Regions from separate parts of the Homo sapiens genome. Here region 2 is linked to region 1. Evidence: chromatin contacts called from ENCODE Hi-C or POLR2A ChIA-PET data. All regions are on one chromosome and are shown on one strand. Each heading gives the region's core, a stretch centred on a gene start or an enhancer-like site at or near the end of the contact. The rest is flanking DNA. Distances are from core to core; before and after follow the strand shown.

Region 1 (4,300 bases), core at 1,070-3,569:
ACCATCTGAGGGTCTCATAAAGCCAAGCATAACCAACTATCAAATAGAAGCAAATCATTCCTTATTAGGCAGGAGACAAAAAGAAGCCCTTGTTAGGAGTCCCTGAGGAGTGAGGACAACATGATGGGTAGGAAAGTGAAAGGGGACATGTGGAGTCTGCAAGGGGCTGGAAAGGTTAGTAAGGCTCTGCCAAGAGGGGGGTCCTGGGAGCACTGGTCAGGGAGGCACAGGAATCTTTATGTGTGATTTTGTCGGCCCTGGCTATCTGCAGCTGTGGGTGACAAGAGGTGCCCCGCTGGTGCTCTGCAGTCAGGCACCATGGTCTAACCACAATGTCAGGTGGTTACACCAAAGTGGACAGACACCTGAGCCATTCCCTGCCCTGACTCCATGGCGCCCTGTCAGGGAGGTTAGGTAAGTTCAAATCCTTTAACATACTATTAAGGTCTCTGTTGATGTGGCCACGGCCACCTCTCAAGCCTCATTTCCTACGACCATGGCCTCTTCCCACACTTCTTGTGGTCCCCTCTTCTCTAAACCCCCTACTGGTGAGAATCTGATTCTTTGGCTTGATATGCTGCCCTTCTCTTTCCTCACCTGGCCAGCCTCTTCAAAACTGAACCTGCGGCTACTTCCTATTGGCATCTTTCCAGACCCCCTTTCTGCCTCAGAGATTTATTTAGCTTCCCTTCACCCATGCCTGTATCATCTCAAGGGATTTGCCTTTGCTGTACTGTTATCATTGATTTGCTTGTCTGTCTCTCAGACCTAATAATTTCCTGAAGGCAGAAACTATGACTTAATTATTCACTCATCAGTGAGGACCTACTTGGGGATATGGAAATTCAAAAGGCATGGTCCTGTTCTTGGGACATTATAACCTATTGTCTAGTATGCAGTCGTTGTCGAATAAATGAATGAAGAATGAATGAATGTTTACATACTGCCAGCACCATCAACACTTACAAAGTGAACGTATAAGACTCTCTCAAGTCAGACACATAAATTTTCCTCAGATCACTTTTATTGTAATCATTCAAGGGATTAGACAGTTTTCTCCCGGATAGTGTAACCCAAACCCAGCCACCCTGTATACGCAGAAGAGTGACAGATGAGCTCCCAGAGTTCATGAAGCAGCCATGTAAACGGAAAGAACATTGACTGGCGTGGGAGTCAGGAACGTGAAATCCCAAGCCTGGAACTGCTCCTGTGGTCTCAGACAAGGCACTAATTATCTCTAAGCCTACAATGCCAGGACTACGTGATCTTACATTTCCTTCATACTCTAGAAATTTAGACTTATTTATGTTCCTTTCATGTAACTTTGGTTAAAGTAGAAATGTTAAAAAAAAAAAAAAAAGACATAGATTGGTTTGTGTGTTTGTTCTGAACTTTTTTTATTTTATTTCTTTTTATTTTTTATTTTTATTTTTATTTTTTGTTTTTATTTATTTATTTATTTTTTATTTTTTAACCTAGGGGTGTCCCTAGGTTGCCCAAGCTGGTCTTGAACTGGGCTCAAGCAATTCTCCTGTCTCAGCCTCCCAAAGCTCAGGGATTACAGGCATGAGCTACTGCACCCCAGTCTGTTTTGAACTTAACATAGCTATTAATATTTAATTGGTGTGGCAGAGACTGCTATTTTGCCTACCCAGTGTCCATTCTCTCTTACTCCTCACAGAGAGTCCAAATTTGTTAAGGCAGCAATGTGCTCACTAAAATATTTTTCCCAGCTTCCCCTGGAGCAAGGGTGGCCCTATGACACAGTCATGGCCAAGGACACGTAAATGGAAGGGGTTCGCATCATAATCCTGAAAGACAAAATTCTGAACGCCATAGTTCCAAATGTTGAAATCCCGAAAGATCAAAATCCCTAAAGTCTAACATCCCCAAAATCACAATCATAGGATAGCTACATCATGTTAGGTGGAACTATTACCTTGTTATTGTCTTTATTTGGAAATTAAGTATGGTTTAAGGAAATGCATATGAGTGATAAACTGACATGGGGTGAACTTGTGGACTTAAATTCAGGTGTCAATTTGACTGGATTAAGGAAGACTTAGAAACCTAGTAAAGCATTATTTGGGGGTGTGTCTGTAAGGCTGTTTCCAGGAGAGATTAGTGTGTGAGTCTGAGTGGATTATGTGAAGATCTCGCCTGAATATTGGCGGGCACCATCTAATCAGCTGGGGCCCCAGACAGAACAAATACAGAAGGTGAATTGTTCTCTCTCTGAGAGCTAGCATAGGCTTCTTTTTCGCTGCCTTGGACATCAGAACTGGAGGCCTCCAGCCTTTGGACTCTGGGACTTACGCCAGCAGTTCCCAGGTCCCGGCCTTTCAGCCTCAGGCTGAGAGTCACATCATTAGCTTCCCTGGTTCTGAGGCCTTTGGATTTGGACTGAACCACTATACCAGCATCCCAGGGTTTCCAGCTAGCAGACAGCCTGTTGTAAGACTTCTCAGCCACATAATCGCATGAGCCAATTCCCCTAATAAATGCCCTCTCATGTATATATGCATATTCTATTAGTTCTGTCTCTCTGGAGAATCTTGACTAATACAGATTTGGTACTGGCAAAGCCAAGTATCATTCCTTCTTACTGTATTCCTTACAACACAACAGAAGAGACTACGAAATGTTCCCTTGCAAAAGGGCTGTGATAAGTTAAATATACAAGGTTACTAAATGGTGAAAGATAAAAGTTTAAAAGCTAATTATTATTGGTGCTGCACAAGCAGAAAATTGCTTAACTGCAGCAGCCAAGCAACAAGCAGACTTTCAGATGGATAGCATATACTTACAAAATCTGTAGACCACAACCACCCTCCAAATACAAGTGCAGCAAGTGTTTCAAAGATCACAGAAAACACAGGCCAAAAGTGCAAGAAATCTCCCCGGCCAAATTATTCAATCATGTAAGACTTCTGCCCCTTCACGTATAGCACCATGCTTCCATTCAAAAAACGCCCTCCAGCAGAAAATAAAAAGAATTCAACAAGCTCAGTGACCTTCTGAACCAAAGATACTTGTTGATACTGAGGTTCTTCAATGTTAAAAAACAAACAAACAACATTAAATGGTGAACTATTCTTGATTAGTTATTTGACTGTCAAAGACAGATTTCTTATATTTACCACTAAATCTAACACAGAAGAACTAGCACATGCTTCACGTTAGCTAATAAACTGCACTTTCAAAATCATTCCCACTGTTTATCAACTATATACAATTCATGTCCCTGTTAGATCTGAAAATTCTAGAACTTATCCACTCAATTATGTATTAATGACAAGAAAAAGTAAAACACTTAATAAATGCTTATTTGGGCCAGGTGCAGTGGCTCACACCTGTAATCCCAGCACTTTGAGGAGCCGAAGTGGGTGGATCACTTGAGGTCACGAATTTGAGACCAGCCTGGCCAATGTGGTGAAATCCTGTTTCTACTAAAAATACAAAAAAAATTAGTCAGGCATGGAGGCGCACACCTGTGATCCCAGCTACTCGGGAGGCTGAGGCGGGAAAATCATTTGAACCCGGGAGGCGGAGGTTGCAGTGAGCTAAGATCATGCCATTGCACACCAGCCTGGGTGACAAGAGCAAAACTTGTCTCAAAAAAAAAAAAAAAGAATTCTAAAAGGAATTTCAAAGTGTTACCAATAAAGTTTGTGTTTCCCATTCAGCCTAATGCATTTGGCAGGAAATTCAGATGAGCTGATTGGCTACAATGATATGGCAATGATACAAACTTCAGTTAAAAGCGTCATTTGCCTGCACTGGCATTCCTTTCAGCAAGATGACATTCCAGAAGCTTTTAATGAATTAAAGCCATATTGCCTGAAGAAGCCAGCAATGTACTGACTAGTTCAAAAATAATTATGTGCACAATAGGATAAGAAGACACTTAATGCAATGGTGTTGCTGTTTCATCACCAGTATTGCTTCTGCCAAATTTGTGGTCTCTGTATGAGTACATGTAGAATGAATTTCCACCTACTCACAATACAGAAGCATGGCACAGAAAACGGGGAAATTTAATAGGCAATGCTCATGTTGTTGTATATGGAATCATACAAGAATTTCAAAAAGAACAGTACCACATATAGAAGGAATGTGAACATATTCTCCAACGAGAGCCATGTCCGAAAAGACAAAAAGCAGCTATTCATCAAGATGCAACACTTCAAAATACAGTTAATGATCATGAAAGTCGGCCAGTTCTTACAGACTACCTCCATGCAACTGCCATAATATATCCCTGTAACACACATTGTCATATGTCAATTTTTTTTTTTTT
Region 2 (4,300 bases), core at 1,141-3,640, 220 kb before region 1:
TGTGTGTGTGTGTGTGTGTGACTGTACTGTGAGTGTGTGTGTGTGATTATCTTTCTGTCTCCCCAGGTCGGGTAGTGACTTCAAGCCAACTCCCCTAACATTTGCCCTGGGAACCTCAGCCAATAACCTTCCAGGAACAGCCCACATAAAGATCTGAAATGTCTTGGCCAGACAGTATGAAGTTAGTTCTCGAATCAGTTGTTGGGAGTGAGGGAGGGGAGAGTCAGTCAATCAGACCTTGCCACATACTCCAGATTCTTCCCTCCTATGCTACCCTGGCCCATGGTAGGTACTCAGTATTTCATGAATGAATGAATCTTAGAAACGACCAAATTCAATCCCTTGCCTATCAAAAGTACTCAATAAATGTCTGTGGAAGGACAAGCAACTGAGGCTAACCTGAGCCAGACTGCCCAGTTCTGAATCCCAGTACCACTAATTACTACCAGTGCAACTTAAGCAAGCTTCTTAATCTAAGCCCCGATGTCCTCATTTATAAAATGGGTATAGTGGGATTGAGTTAGTTAGTATATGGAAGCAGTTGGAATAGTGTGTGGTACATGGCTGGTGCTGTATCACTATTCTCTCTCTCTCATACACACACACACAGACACACACACACGTGCTTGTAAGTATTCTTGCATCCTCTTATAAACTATGAGGCTGGGTTCATAGCAGACACACAATAATTGCTAAAAAATAAAAATTGCATTGAGACCCACAGTTGGGGCCTCAAATATATTTTCTTAATGATTTTATTATAACAAAGGATATCCAGAATAGCCTTTGTGAAGAGTTACAACTACATAGTTGATTAATAATGAAAACTCCCCATTGTTGCAAAATACCAATTTTCACCATGTAGGTTTCCATTATAAGAGCATTTCTTACTCCTTCCCACTTTTACTTTACCCTAGGAAGACAGATGCAGAGTGAGGTTGCTTTACAAACTCCTCTGGTTCAAAGAATTTCAATTTTAAGATACACCATTATGGTCAGCCAGCCACAAGACAGAATATTAAATTAACATAAATCACTGGCAAAATTTTATATTACATTAAACATATGATTTATGAAGAGAGTGGTATAGACTAGGAGCCAATATAGTTTTAATAAAAATAAGTTATGCTAAAACAATCTAATTTCTCTTTTTGATTCTATTGGAGGAATATGGGCAAGTGAATGATCTAGTCTCAGAGGAGCCTGACAAAGCCTCTCAAGGCATCTTTACGTTAAGGGTAAAATGATGGCTCTCTGAATACACAGACTGCATATTACTTTTCTTAATTTACCCCCCTCGTGCCAGGTACACAGCAGATGCTTAAAGAATGTGTTGGCCACGCGCAGTGGCTCACACCTGTAATCCCAGCACTTTGGGAGGTCGAGGCGGGTGGATCACGAGGTCAGGAGTTCAAGACCAACCTGACCAACATGGTAAAACCCCATCTCTACTAAAAATACAAAAATTAGCCAGGGGTGTTGGCACACGTCTGTAATCCCCGCTACTCAGGAGGCTGAGGCAGGAGAACTGCTTGAACTTGGGAGGCGGCGGGTGCAGTGACCTGAGATCACGCCACTGCACTCCAACCTATGCGACAAGAGCAAGACTCCATCTCAAAAAAAAAGAAAAAAAATGAATGAATGTGTTCTATACAAACTGAATATTCTTGATTGTTGATTTTGTTGTAAAACTAAAGCTAAGCCCACTTTGGAGAATAAACTCAAAGGGATAATCTCAAAAATGTTCTGTTCAAAGATGTTCATGATACAAAGAACACAGAGTGAAACCTAGAAAAATCCCAAAGGCTCAATAACCAGGAAGCGGTCATGTTTGTATGTGTAATGTGACACACTTGTTTAAAAAATTAGAAAGCTAGACCTCTAGATAAACTCAGTGAGTTGAACACAAGCCTCTGCGTTCTCCCTTTTTCCACCCTCCAGATACTAATTTAACCTAGAGAATGAAAGAAAAAAAAAAAAACAAAAAACAGTGGAGGTAAAAAGAACAAGAAAAACAGTGACTGGAGTCATATCAATACTGGAAATGAGGAAAGGGTGCCATCCAAATGCCAAAGGTCTCAAAGGCTGTCTACTGGTTCTACCTGGGCCACAACTGAAAAAAGAACCCAGAGGAATCTAACCCATGTCACCGAAGTTACTTCAGGTTATTGAGGTTACTTAATAAGTAGAAAATGTCCTTGAACCCCCTTTACACGCACGCTAATTTGAAAGTGTGATTGTCAGTGGGGAGTAGAGGACATGGAAGGTTTGGCAGTGGGGCAATCCAGGACCACCAAGGAGTTGGCTGCTGTGACTGTGACCAAGGGGATGCCAAGCACAGGCAAATACACCAAGTGTGGGCCACCAGCAGAGGGCACCCCGCCCACATGGCCTTCTCCCCCCGCATGATGGGTAGAGATGGAAGCAGCAGCTCATAGGAACATGAAGGCATCTGGGTTGGCTGCCCTGGGGTGTGTCCAACAAGCCCAAAGCAGGCCAGACTGCAAATGCTGGGGGGACTGAGCTCTACTGAGATGGGGGGAGCAGCTAAAACACAGAGAAAGCCAGGCTTCTTTCCCATCTGACAGATAACTAGTAATCTATGGATCTAAGACAATGCTAACAACATCAAGTAGAAACACAGAGGATCCAATATAATCCACTTGTTCTGATGGGGGCAAATAGCAGGTCTGAATTATTATCTCATCAGAGGCAAGTAAACCATAAAAACAACTCAAAATGGCATTAGCTCATCACTCAGACCTAAGAAAACCAAAACACAAAAAAAGCAAGAGTCCTCAATAACAGATAAACATGCATTTGAAAAAGATGAAGCCCATAAAACAGAACCCTTTAGGCCAGACTTACTCTGTGTTCCCATTAAAAGAAAAAGAAAAAAAAAAGCCTAAAGAAAGTGGAAAGAGAATCTAAAAATGAAAGCATAAATTAAAACAGAAAAGAACAAAAGTTATAAACAAAAGCAAAATTTAATTCTTCTGAAAGATGAATCAGATAAACTAAAACTTAGGAAATCTGAACAATATAGAAAAAGGAAAATGGCCCAGGTGTAGTGGCCTCAAACCTATAATCCCAGCACTTTGGGAGACCGAGGCAGGTGGATTGCTTGAGCCCAGGAGCTCAAGACCAGCCTGAGCAGCATGGGGAAACCCTGTCTCTAGTAAAAATACAAAAAGTTAGCCAGGCGTGGTGGCTCAAGCCTGTAGTCACAGCTACTCAGGAGGCTGAGGCATGAGAATTGCTTGAACCTAGGAGGCAGAGGTTGCAGTGAGCAGAGATCGCACCATTGTACTCCAGGCTGGGCGACGGAGAGAGATGCTGTCTCAATAAAAAATAAAAAAAGAGGAAAATGGAAAAAGGGAACAGGCAATAACTATTTAGAACTTGTGTCTATGTATGATTGTAAATTAAAAGGTTGTGCTGTGAATAACTATGCCAACAAATTTGGACATCTATATGAGCTAGCTGGCTTTCTAGGAAAAATTATGTGATCAAGGTGAAATTAAATAGAGAGAAAAAACCTAAACAGATAAATAACCACAAAACTGTTGTCAGAGAACATCCACGAAGAGGTAAGCTGGGTCCCAAGTGTTTCACAGTGAGCACTCATGAACCTTCAAAGAGTAAGTCCTACTTTATTCAAATATTCTAAGACATAATTTTAAAATGCAGAAACCTTTCAAATCATTTCATGATGACTATCTATATCCGGTATCAAAATATTAGGACAAAAAAGAAAACTGAGAACAAGCATAAACATCATTAATAAAGTAACAACTAACAGTACACTAAAAGAATTTTTGGAAAAAAAATATATACCAGGATCAAGTCAAATGTATTCCAGGGAAGCAAGAATGATTTAACATTAGGAAATTTATCAATACAATTTATTACATTAATAACATTACTTCATTACACTATATTACATTAATATACATTACTTCAACCACTGTTGAAGATACTCATGTCCAAAACTACCAAAATATTTACTGGCATCACTCATATCAGCCATTCCATTTAAATCTCTAAGTAAAATTAAGAAGTAAAAAGAAAGTTCCCGGCCAGGTGCAGTGGCTCATGCCTGTAATCCCAGTACTTTGAGAGGCCAAGGCGGGTGGATCACGAGGTCAAAGATTGAAACCAGCCTGGCCAACATGGTGAAACCCCATCTCTACTAAAAATACAAAAATTAGCTGGGCGTGGTGGCACACACCTGTAGTCTCAGCTACTTGGGAGACTGAGGCAGGAGAATCGCTTGAACCCAGGAGGCGGAGGTTGCAGT

The links. Hi-C counts contacts between places; a loop is a spot of excess contacts on that map. ChIA-PET counts read pairs that join two places held with the same protein, here RNA polymerase II (POLR2A). Pooled maps may share reads with other maps.
Region 2: a loop to region 1 is called in a map of naive thymus-derived CD4-positive, alpha-beta T cell, with 3 times the contacts of the local background. The contact joins two enhancer-like sites. A Hi-C loop is called at or near these places in 2 of 168 maps with a recorded cell type or tissue (OCI-LY7 and naive thymus-derived CD4-positive, alpha-beta T cell), 1 of 37 single-sample maps with no recorded cell type and 3 of 50 pooled maps. POLR2A ChIA-PET finds 5 or more read pairs at or near these places in 1 of 52 experiments (activated CD4-positive, alpha-beta T cell).

Annotation. Positions count from the first base shown.
Region 1 is chr9:112,568,955-112,573,254 of GRCh38, reverse strand. The region is part of intron 1 of KIAA1958; the gene reads right to left. Among named protein-coding and RNA genes, the nearest start is that of HSDL2-AS1, 83 kb to the right of the region's middle. Within about 2 kb of position 2,319, at least 5 of the 41 ENCODE cell types and tissues checked have a DNase peak (open chromatin) inside an H3K27ac peak, as active enhancers do.
Region 2 is chr9:112,791,486-112,795,785 of GRCh38, reverse strand. The region is part of intron 1 of SNX30 (sorting nexin family member 30); the gene reads right to left. Among named protein-coding and RNA genes, the nearest start is that of SNX30, 43 kb to the right of the region's middle. RefSeq lists an enhancer at 1-277. Within about 2 kb of position 2,390, at least 2 of the 41 ENCODE cell types and tissues checked have a DNase peak (open chromatin) inside an H3K27ac peak, as active enhancers do.